2 separate regions of the Homo sapiens genome follow, and region 2 is linked to region 1. The links are chromatin loops, found by intact Hi-C in ENCODE. Cell type or tissue: IMR-90. All regions are shown on one strand. Each heading gives the region's core, and the rest is flanking DNA. Links, peaks and the distances in the headings are about the cores only.

What was found. A loop is a pair of places that touch in the nucleus more often than their neighbours do. Peaks named below come from ENCODE experiments on the same cell type or tissue, not always from the same donor. Only the 100,000 strongest peaks of a DNase experiment are listed, where the experiment ranks them.
Region 2: it touches region 1 in a loop (7-fold over the local background); 2 of 110 quality-filtered maps call a loop at or near these places.

Annotation. Positions count from the first base shown.
Region 1 is chr6:133,913,882-133,919,272 of GRCh38, forward strand. No RefSeq gene overlaps it. Among named protein-coding and RNA genes, the nearest start is that of TCF21, 27 kb to the left of the region's middle. In IMR-90, for the core only: a CTCF peak has its summit at 2,868 (motif pointing left); a DNase peak (open chromatin) is centred at 2,860; H3K27ac peaks cover 374 bases.
Region 2 is chr6:133,629,627-133,635,017 of GRCh38, forward strand. All of the region lies in intron 4 of TARID (TCF21 antisense RNA inducing promoter demethylation), which reads right to left. Among named protein-coding and RNA genes, the nearest start is that of EYA4-AS2, 180 kb to the left of the region's middle. In IMR-90, for the core only: a CTCF peak has its summit at 1,999; DNase peaks (open chromatin) are centred at 2,025 and 2,795; H3K27ac peaks cover 2,382 bases.

The DNA of each region.
Region 1 (5,391 bases), core at 197-5,196:
CTATGTAGAAAATCCCAATCTATAAACAAACAAAATCTCATAGAACAGAACTCATAAGAGAGTTCAGCAAGGTCACAGGATACAAAATAAACACACAAAAGCCAATTATATTTCCATTTACTAGCAATAAACATGTAGACACTAAAATCAAAAATACAATATTTACAATTACTTATAAAAAATTAAGTGTAACTAACAGAACATGCACAGGACTTGTATGCCAAAAATTACAAAAAGTTGATAAAAGAAATCAAAGATCTAAATAAATACAGAGACATACCACGTTCATGGATTGGAAGATTCAATATCATATAGTAAAGATGTCAATTCTCTTCCAATTAATATATAGGCTTAAAACAAGTACTCTCAAAATACCAGCAAGATTTTGATAGATGTAGGCAAGATAATTTTAAAATTTACATGGAAAGGTACAGGATTAGAATAGCTAAAATCATTTTGAAATACATGAACAAAATGAGTGGAAGCAGTCTACCTGATTTTACAACCTACTTTACAGCTATGGCAATCAAGGCAGCATGGTACTAGCAGAGGGACAGACACATAAATCAATGGAGCTGGAATAGAGAATCCCAAAATATACTAACACAAACATGTTCAACTGTTTTTTGACAATGGAGGAAAGATAGTCTTTTCAATGAAGGATGCTGGAGAAAATGGATGTTCACAGGCAGAAAGAAAAAAAAAGAACCTAGACTGAAGTTTTCTACTTTATACAAATTTAACTTAAAATGGATCATGTACTTAAATGTAAAATATAAGACCATAACACTTTTTGAAAAAATAAAATAGGAGAAAAACTTTGTGATCTAAAGCCAGACAAAGAATTCTTAGACTTACATCTACTATAGACTGAATGTTTATGTCTTCTTAACATTTTTGTCTTGAAACCTAATCATCAGTGTTAAGAGGTGAGGCCTTTGGAAGGTGATTATGTCATAAGGGCAGAGCCCTTGTGAATAGAATTAGTGCATTTATAAAAGAAACCTCAGAGAGCATCCTCTTCCTTTCCAATATGTGAAAGCTCAGGGAAAAGACAACATCTACAAACCAGGAAGTGAGCCCTCACCAGACACCAGATCTGCCAGTGACATGAAATTGGACTCCCCAGCTTCAAGAACTGCGAGAAATAAGTTTCTGTTAAGCCACCCAGTCTATGGTATTTTTGTTATAGCAACCTGAACAAAGATAACACCAAAAGCATGAGCCATAAAAGGAAAAAATAATAAATTGGGCTTTATCAAAATTAAAACTTTTACCTTTTGAATGACGCTGTGAAAAGGAAGAAAAGACATGCTATTGAGTGGAAGAGAATAAAGTTGATCCTTGAATAACAGGTTTGAACTACATGAGTCCACTCATACACATTTTTTTTTCAGTAAATACCACCAGCCCTCCATATCCACAACTAAACACAGTTAAAAAACACAATATTTGCAGGATGCCAAATCCTCAGATATGGAGGGTTGATTTTTCATATCCAAGAGGTAGGTTCTGCAGGGCTACTGGGGGATTTGAGTATGCATGGACTTTTGGTATTGGGGATGGTCCTGGAACCAATCCCCACTAATACTGATGGACAAATGTACTTTCAGACCATATATCCAACAAAAGACTAGTATCTAGGATTTATAAAGAACTCTCAAATCTAAATAGTAAACAAACAATTCAATTCAAACACAGACATGAAGAGACATTTAACCAAAGAAGATATACAGATGGTAAATACGCACAAGAAGAGATATTCAACATTATTAGTCATTTGGGAAATGCAAATTAAAACCACAATAAGGTGTCACTGCCTACCTCTCAGAATAGCTAAAGCATTATTTAAAAAAAAAAAAGTAACATCAAATGCTGGTGAATATGCAGAGAAATGGATCACTCACACATTGTTTTGGGGAATGTAAAATGGCACAGCCATTCTGGAAAAGTTTGGTAGCTTCCTCTAAAACTAAATATGCAATTACCACGCACTGCCAGTCATTTATCTCAGAAGACAAAGACTTGTGTTCACACGAAAACCTGTACATGAATGCTTATGGAAGTTTTACTAATAATAGCTCCAAAAATGAAAATGCTACAACTATCTCAAAATTTAAAGTTTGTTTTTTAAAAGAGCGAAAAGGAGGTTCAGAAGTATTAAATAATTCATCTGAGGCTGCCCCACTAACAGGATTAGAATTCAAACCTCATGGCTAAACAAACTGGCACATCTATTACTCCGCAGTAAAAAGGAATGAGCTATTAGTTCGCATAACGATCTGGATGAATCTATAGAGAATTATCTAAGTGAAAAAGCCAATCCCAAAAGTTTACATAATGTATGATTCCATTACATAACATTCACAGACAAAGAAAGGGATGCTGTATTGGCTGAAGTAATTTGTCCTGATTATCAAGGGGAAATTGGGTTGCTACTATGCATAAAAGTAAAGAAGAATGTACAAGAGATACCCTAGTGCCATCTCTTAGTACAGCCAATTCTTGTTATTTGTGGTAGTTATGTTCCAAAACGCAGCTGCAAACACTGAATTAGCAAATACTGAACCATTGCTCCTAGGATGTGTGCTCATTCATATATGTTTCATATTTAAGCAAGCATATCTCACATAGATTATAATCTTAACTCCTCAAAACAGTTGATCCTTGTAGATTCTATTTTCTTTATTTTACAAAGGTGAAAATGCTATTCAAAATTAAAATTTTGTTTTTTAAAAGAGTGAAAAAAAGGTTCAGAAGTGTAAAATAACTTGCATGAGGCTGCCCCACTATCAAGGTCGGACTTCAAACCTCATCTGACTGACCCTAAAGCTGGAGCTTCTTGCACTACACTGCACTGCCCCCTACTGGCTGCATCCTCCGGTCATCGCTGTTTGAAAGCTGAGACAGGAAAGCAGAGCATTGTCTTGTTAATAACCTCAGCGGGAGACGTGCTCTGAATGTAGTTGACTCAATTTTTTCTCTGCTCTGTGTATGTCCCTTGAATGACCAAGAAACCCTGCATTTCAGACTTGCCTAGCCAGCACCCACAATCACATAAGCCGATTCCTCGCAGTAAATTTCTTAAAATATGTATTTCTCCTACTGGTTCTGCTTCTCTGGTTGAAACGTGACTGATATACAATGGAAAAGGGAAGTAAAGCTCCAGATGGAACTTACTAATTAGCTGTAGCTGACTTGAAGACAGTGCAATTGTCATTGATTGTCCAGGTGGGCCCAATTCAATCACAAGGGTCTTTCACTGTGGAAGAGGCAGGCAGAAGAGTCTTTAAAGATAGAAAGAGACCCCAGGCCAAAATGCTGGTAGCCTGTAGTATGTGGAAAAGACAAGGAAATAGATTCTTTGTTAGAGCTGTCAGGAAGAATGCAATCCTGCTGTATCTTGATTTTAGCCCAAGGAAACCAATTTAAAACTTCTGACCTCCAAAACTGTAAAATAATAAATTTGTGTTCTTTTAAGCTACTTAATTTGTGGGAATTGGTTAGAGCAGCAATGGAACTAATAAACCAAAGCTATGAAAGCTGTCTTAAAATTTTCTTAGAATAAAAGAGTGAAAAAAACCCATAAATCTAATGTATTAATATATATAAATGATTTATGTGTTTACATGAATATATGTTTCATTTACAAAAACATGTAAACATATAAATTTTGACACAAAAATTATAACTAGTTTATGTTTTATAAAAGAAATTCAGAAAAAAATTACCATTGGGATTAGGCTTTATGTAAGAGAATGTTCACACTGAAGTTTTTGTTGTGATAGTACACTATAACAGATGTAAGATTCAAGACAGAACCCCTTATGAATAATTTGTAAAGAAACTGGTCCAAAAATGGCTTCATGACCCTTGAACTCCTCAACCAAATCAAGAATAAAAAGGGAGAGGTAAGTGTGGGGAGAAAGAAGATTTTTGTGAGAAGAATATCTTTGAAAGAAGATATTGTATGTGGTATGGCGCTGAGCTGCGAGCCCCATTTCACTCCTATCTCAAGGGGGAAGGAGAGACCTGCCATTTCCTGGGGTGGGAGAGATTTCCCAGGGATGATTCCTGCCTGAGGCCACAGAGGCTCAATTCCTTTGTAGCAGAGCCAGGAGAGGAAAACTGTGCTGGGATCTATGGTCATGTGCCAAATAGCGACGTTTCAGTCAATGATACACCACATATATAACAGTGATCCCTCAAGATTATAATACCATATATTTATGGTAACTTTTCTATGTTTACATACACAAATATATAAAATATATAAATCATGTTACATTTACATCATGTTACAATTGCCTACAGAATTCAGTACAGTAACATGCCATACAGGTTTGTGGCCTAGGAGCAATATATACCATATAGCCTAGGTGTGTAGTAGGCTATACCATCTAGGTTTGTGTAAGTACACCCTATGATGTTAACACAATGGCAAAATCACCTAACAACACATTTCTCAGAAGCTGTCATCCACAAGAGAGCAAGCTGGCACCAGGTCGGCTTGGCCCCAGTCCAAGCAGAACACTTGGGGAGGCAGAAGAACCCAAGCAGAAAGTTAAAGCCCACAGACAGAGTCTCAGGGGGCCACATGAAGTGGAGATGCATCTGTCTGGGGCAAGGGACAGTTCCCATAAGGAAAAGGTTGGCTCTAAACATCTGCAGATCCAGAATACATGGAGCCAAATAATAATGATACCCTGTTCTAGTAAGATACTTCCTTTCCCCTTACGAGTCTCCAAACTCACCCCTTCCTGTTTCAACTTTTGGTGGTCAGAAACTGGCAAGATTAGTGGTAGAGGAAGAGAAAAAAAAGGAGAGAGACTAAGATGAAGCCAGCTAATGCCCTTTTCCCACTTCCAGCCTCAGGCAAATCTGTGCTGGCAAGCTGAGGTTTAACACAAATAGTTCAGAGTTTCTATTAATATCTTGAATTGGACTTCATAATTACTGAATTGAAACTCTATGACACTTAGAATTGTCTACTAAGAATTAGCACAAAAAGTATGGGACCTGCCAAATTTTCATTCAGGGGAATAATAATAACTTCCCCCACTGAACCCTTTTTAAAGAGGCAATAGGAGAATAGATAAATAAATAGGACTGGGCATGATGGTCCATGCCAGTAATCCAAGCATTGTGAGAGGCTGAGATGGGAGGATTGCTTGAGCCCGGGAGTTCAAGACCAGCCTGGGCAACATAGTGAGACCTCCACCCCCGTCTCTACCAAAAAACAAAATTAGCTAGGTGTGTTTCTAAATAAATAGATAAATAAAGTTTTGGGATTACATCATCCTAGCAGTTATATTTATTACAGGGACTTTCCATTCCTCACAGCACATTTCTGTCAGATTGGAAAATCAGCACTAACATGTTTTCCCTATG
Region 2 (5,391 bases), core at 104-5,103, 280 kb before region 1:
TTTATATCACAATATTTACATTATAGAATATCAAGGAGAAAAGTGAACAGTACCCAAGACTTTGCATCCTCTTCTGAGGAAAGCGTTAGTGTGGTTTTGGTGGCATGGAAGATAGTTGTATCATATTAGATGGAAGTATGATTTTGCCATTATTTTTATTTGGAGATTAAGTATGGTTCCAGAAGATGTGTATGGATGTAAAATTGGCAAGATGTGGACTGTGGTGGTCAGTTTTACCTTGCAACCTGGCTAGGCTATAGTCCCCATTATTCAATCAAACTTCAATCACAATCTAGCTGTTGCGATGAAGGTATTTTGTAGATGTGCTTAAAGTCAATAATCAGTTGATGTTATGCAGGGAGATTATCCCAGATAGTCAGTGTGAGCCTGAATCAATCAGTCAAAGGCCTTAGGATCAGAACTGGGGCTTCCTTAAGGAAAAAGAAATTCTGCCTGTAGATAGCAACCTGAAATTATGCTCAGGACTCTCAGCTTGCCTTTCTTGGTTTGTCCTGTGGATTTCAGACTTGCTTTGACATCACCAAGAATTGCACAAGTCAATTCCTTGCAATAAATCTCTTAGTATCTCCTACTGATGTTGTTTCTCTGGTTGAATCCTTACTGATATAACTAAAAAAACAAAAACAAAAACAAGAAAATACCAAAAACTTCCTTGTCTTATAATCTTTCTTGTGTCAATATTAATTTGTTTACTCAATTTCTTTCTTCTTTAGAGAATAAATTTATTGAAATCAAGATCTGGATTTCTCAAGTCTTTGAAGCACTAAGCACAAGGCCTTATCTAAATGTATGCTCAGTGAACAATAGTTAAAGAAATCTCAGTTTTAAGTTTTTCTCTTGTTTTCTGGTTTTCATTAGCTATGAAGGACTTGATCTTGAGGCAGATGTGGCTGTGGAGGACAAGCAAGTATTTCAGGCTTAAAATTACATTTCATTCCTAACATGTTTTCATTTGTAAATTATTCTTTGTCTCCACTAATTTGCCACAAAAAGTAATCTTACAAATGGCTTTCAAGTGTCACTAGGCCAATAGTAACTGAATTTATATTTCTAAATTCGTTGCCACAACTCACTTTTCCCCTTAAATATTTTTATCCTAGCCTTTTACTTTCATTCCAATTATCTTGGCTGATGTATTCATAAGTATCTTCCTCCAGAAAACTTATCTAGGCAATTTGGTACACATCATTTAAACTGAGGAATCCATTTCCTTGCTTATTCATTCATCCCTCAAGTAATTACCAAGTATCCACTATGTGTAAGGCACTAGGCTACATAATTTAGTGTGTCGGGGCTTCTTAATGACCTAATCCAATTATTATCCTGTGACAAAAACTAATCATAAAAACATAAAAACAAAAGCCTTTGCCCAAATTTGCCCAATTAAGTATTTTCATGTTGGTTAATCTTTGAGTCTTTCTCCTCTAAATTTGGGTTAGATTAATTCTATAAAAAAGGCTAAGCATATTTTTGAACTGCCCTTGTGGTTTCTTTCTACAGCAAACAGACACACAAACACACACACCTAAACTTTTCTAGATGTTCATATTACTGAAAATGAACTCATGCACCCACACAGATAGACCATTTTGACGTGTCCATATAACATTGGCCATAAACAATCACATATTTGCATAAAGTCTGGTGGTATAGTCTTTCCATTTTTATTCTTTTCAAAATATTGGAAGAAGTAGCAGTCAGACTTCCAGAGAAATTTCCCTTTGAGGGTTAAAATCATGTGCTCCCCAAATCCAGTCTGGAGCCCTCCTTCTCCACCAGGAAAGACCAGCTCAGAGCAAGGTTCTGAAATGGATCCATCAGATGATATTGACCACAAAGAAACAGCCATGAAGCCTGCAGTAGTCCCATGCCTGGAGTCATAACACAAATAATATCCTAGAAATGCTCCACCCTGCCTTGGACGGGGTCCTGGAGTGAGATTATTCTGCATTCCATGCTATAGAGGGCTGTGTTGCAGTCAAATTCCTGAGCATGACCACTGCCACAATGCAACTGTTTACTCCATCTCTAAATGTCACATCAACATGACCTTACAGAGGTATTTGTTTGTGTGACTCCTCATAGCAGGACCTTCTCTGTGGCTGGGACATTATGAGCTGTTAGTAAATATGAGAGTAATAGGAGAAGAAGGAAGAAAATTGAATGCCAAACAAACAAAAAGAATGGGGAAAAAGGAAGGAAAGAAGAAGAGATGAAAAAAGAAAAAATATGACAATAATAAAAGTAACATCTAAGGGCTTAATGTGTGTCAGGCAATAGTCTGAAATTCAAATGTTTACATGTTAATTCACTTAGTCCTCATAATTTCCTGGAAAATGTTACTATTATTATCTCCAGTTTCTAGATCAGGAAACTGGGCACAGAAAAATGAGAGAGCTTGCAAAGTTAAGGAGGAGCTGGGATTTGAACTCAGAAAGTCTCACTGCAGAACCTGAACTTATAAATGCTACACTCTTCTACCTCTAAATAAAAAACAATAACAGTGAAATTAAGTGGAAAAAGGCAAAGAATTGGAAGAATTCACTCAATAAACATTTCATTCAATAAATATTTATTAAGCAATTCAGAAAGATACAACTTCTGTAATCAAAGAGCTTGCAATTAAGTGGAAGAGAGAAAATGAAAGAAACAGAAAATGAAAGAATGCAACAGAGTAAAAGATTACAGGAGAACTTTATGCTGTACCAGGTCTCAGATTCATACTGGAGAAAGCAGCTATATCTGCCCAGGGGATGGTGTTGCGAGAGTTTCTACAGGAAGCAATATCTGGGCTGACTCAGAGAACCAACACTGGCAGCCGTAAAAACTGTGGGTTGGGAGAGGTGAGGCCTGAAAGGGGGACAATTAGGGTCTGCTGTAACACAGCATGTGAGAGCTGGTGAGGACCAGGCAGGAGCATTGACAGCTGGATTAAAGAGGGTGGGAAAAACTGAGATTAGATTAGGAGGAAGAATTGTCAAGAGCTCTTCATCAACATTAAAAAGGGATGTTGTGAGATGGTTCCCAGGTTTCTGACTTGGGCAACTTGATGATGCTGCCAATTTACCCAGAGAGGAAACAGAAGACAAAGAGAACTTTAAGGGTATTAGAAGAAGAAAGATGAGATAAAGATGATAAGCTATTGATTTTTGAGTTTGAAATCTCCATAAAGCTTCTAGGTTGAGATGTCTAGGAGCTGTATGGCAGAGTATACAAATCTGGCCAATATTAGTATATCACTTGCAATTAAATCCTTCAGAGTAGAAGGATCTAATTCTCTCTATTGAGAGAATATGGGTAATGAAAGAACAGTAAAGGATGGAACTCTAGAAAACAGTGCACAAAGGACAAAGAAGTTGAAGAGTAAGATAATCTATCACTCAAACCAAGGGGACTTCCACTTACAAAAAGATCAGTAATGATGTCAAATGCAACAGATGGCCACTTACAATACACAAGGCGAAGCATTCGTGGAATTTGCTGTCAGGTGATTATTGGCACCTAGAGCCTGGAGGGCAAGCTCTTGAAGAGAAGAGGATAACTTTCCCCATAAAAGAAAAAGAAAACAGAAGAACACACAAGATAAAGATGAATCTGTCAGTGTTTTAAATGGAGGGCAAAAGTTGAGGATAAACTATGAATTAGAGAGTGAACTTCATACTGAAATGTTAATGGAATCAATGACAGTGGTGAATATTTGAAATATCCACTGAGGGAAAAGGACAATTTAAAAGGTTGTCAGATGACAAAGAAGCCCACTTGGTACTGAGAAGGATCAATTTGCAGATGCACTGATCTGTGTCCTATCAGACTCCCTTCAGCAATCCCCCCTCGCAACAGGAGTTTGTGATTAGAGGGTGGGAACTTGGGTTTTAAGAATTAGTGGTGGAACATTATGAATGCTCAAAAGGAAAGGGAAAGAGTTAATGAGAAATGTCTATTTTCTGATTATCAATTGTTAAATTAAACATCTATTGAACACCTGTGTTGTGCTCTGTGGAGGGTGATTATTCAACTAATCATAAGCTTCACTGAACACCTACCATGTATGCTATACTATCTTAGGCACTGAACTTTCAAAGCTCTATGACACCTACCTTTAGGGTGCTTACAGTCTAATGGAAGAATCACATAAGAAAACCACAACATCAAAGCAATGTGGAAGGGGCTATGATAGAAGTAGGCCCAGGATGCTGGTGGATTGTAGAGAAGGGAAGTCTAAAACCAGATTGGGAAAGGAGGGAAAGAAGGAAGATTTTCTGATGAAGCCATGCCTGAGAGGTAATGACAACTAGGAGTTAGTCAGATTAGTGCTTGGGTGAGGCCTAAGAAGACACTTATGAAGCTGAGAAGACAAGGAGGGCTAGATCAAAATAAACTTTATAAACCATGTTAAGGAATTTGGATCTTATCCATTCATTATCCCTTTTTAAATCATATTACTCCTAACAGCAATTGTGAGCAAGTATTTATCCTCTGAAGATAGAGGAACATCACCTGAAATGGTTGTAGCTCATGTTAAAATTTCTGGAGCTTCCAGGTTTAAAAACAAATGTGAATTTTGTAACCTACTCTATATTATATCAATTTTAGTAGACTTTGAATTATTTACCTTCAAATAAATTAATCTTTAAGAAGATGCACCATGGTCCTCCTGGAGCTTCTTGTCTGTGAATGATGGCGGTAGGTGAAGAAGAAATCATTGAATTATTTTAAGTAGGAGTTGCATAATCAGATTTCTGTTTTAGAAAAATATCCCACCAACGTGTTGCTTGGTTTGGGAAATCAAGAGAAGGATGTGAGAAGTCGCTGGAAGGCTGCTGCAGCAACTCAGACAAGAGATAATGAGTTCCTCGGTCCTATCAACATGAGTAGAAAGAAAGACACTGAGTGAAGAATTATTAAGGCAATAAGAGTGTCAATGACTTATGGCTATGGGGAGTGAGTCAGAGAACCCAACACGACAACCAGGTTTCTGGTCTGAATGCTGTTCCCTAAGATAGCAAATGGGGGAGTAGAGTCAGGGCCTGAAGATTAGAAGCAATGGTAAGTTCTGTTTTGAACATTGCCTTTGAGAGCCTTGTGGGACATCCACGTGCTGATGACTGACATGCATTTGGGCACATATATTGGAATGGCCACATGTGGAAATTGAAGTCCTGTGGGGAGATAAGGCCATCCAGGGACAGGGCCTCAGAGTTTATAATGTAGTTGGAGAAATGACTCAGAAATCACAAAAACAACCAATAAGTGGGTCTGAACAATCTGTTCCAACTGGCTGTGGAGTGCTGATGGCACAGGGAGTTAGGGACTGACTGAATTGAGGTGGGTTAGTGAGGGAAGGAACACCACTGAGATCTATTACAGACC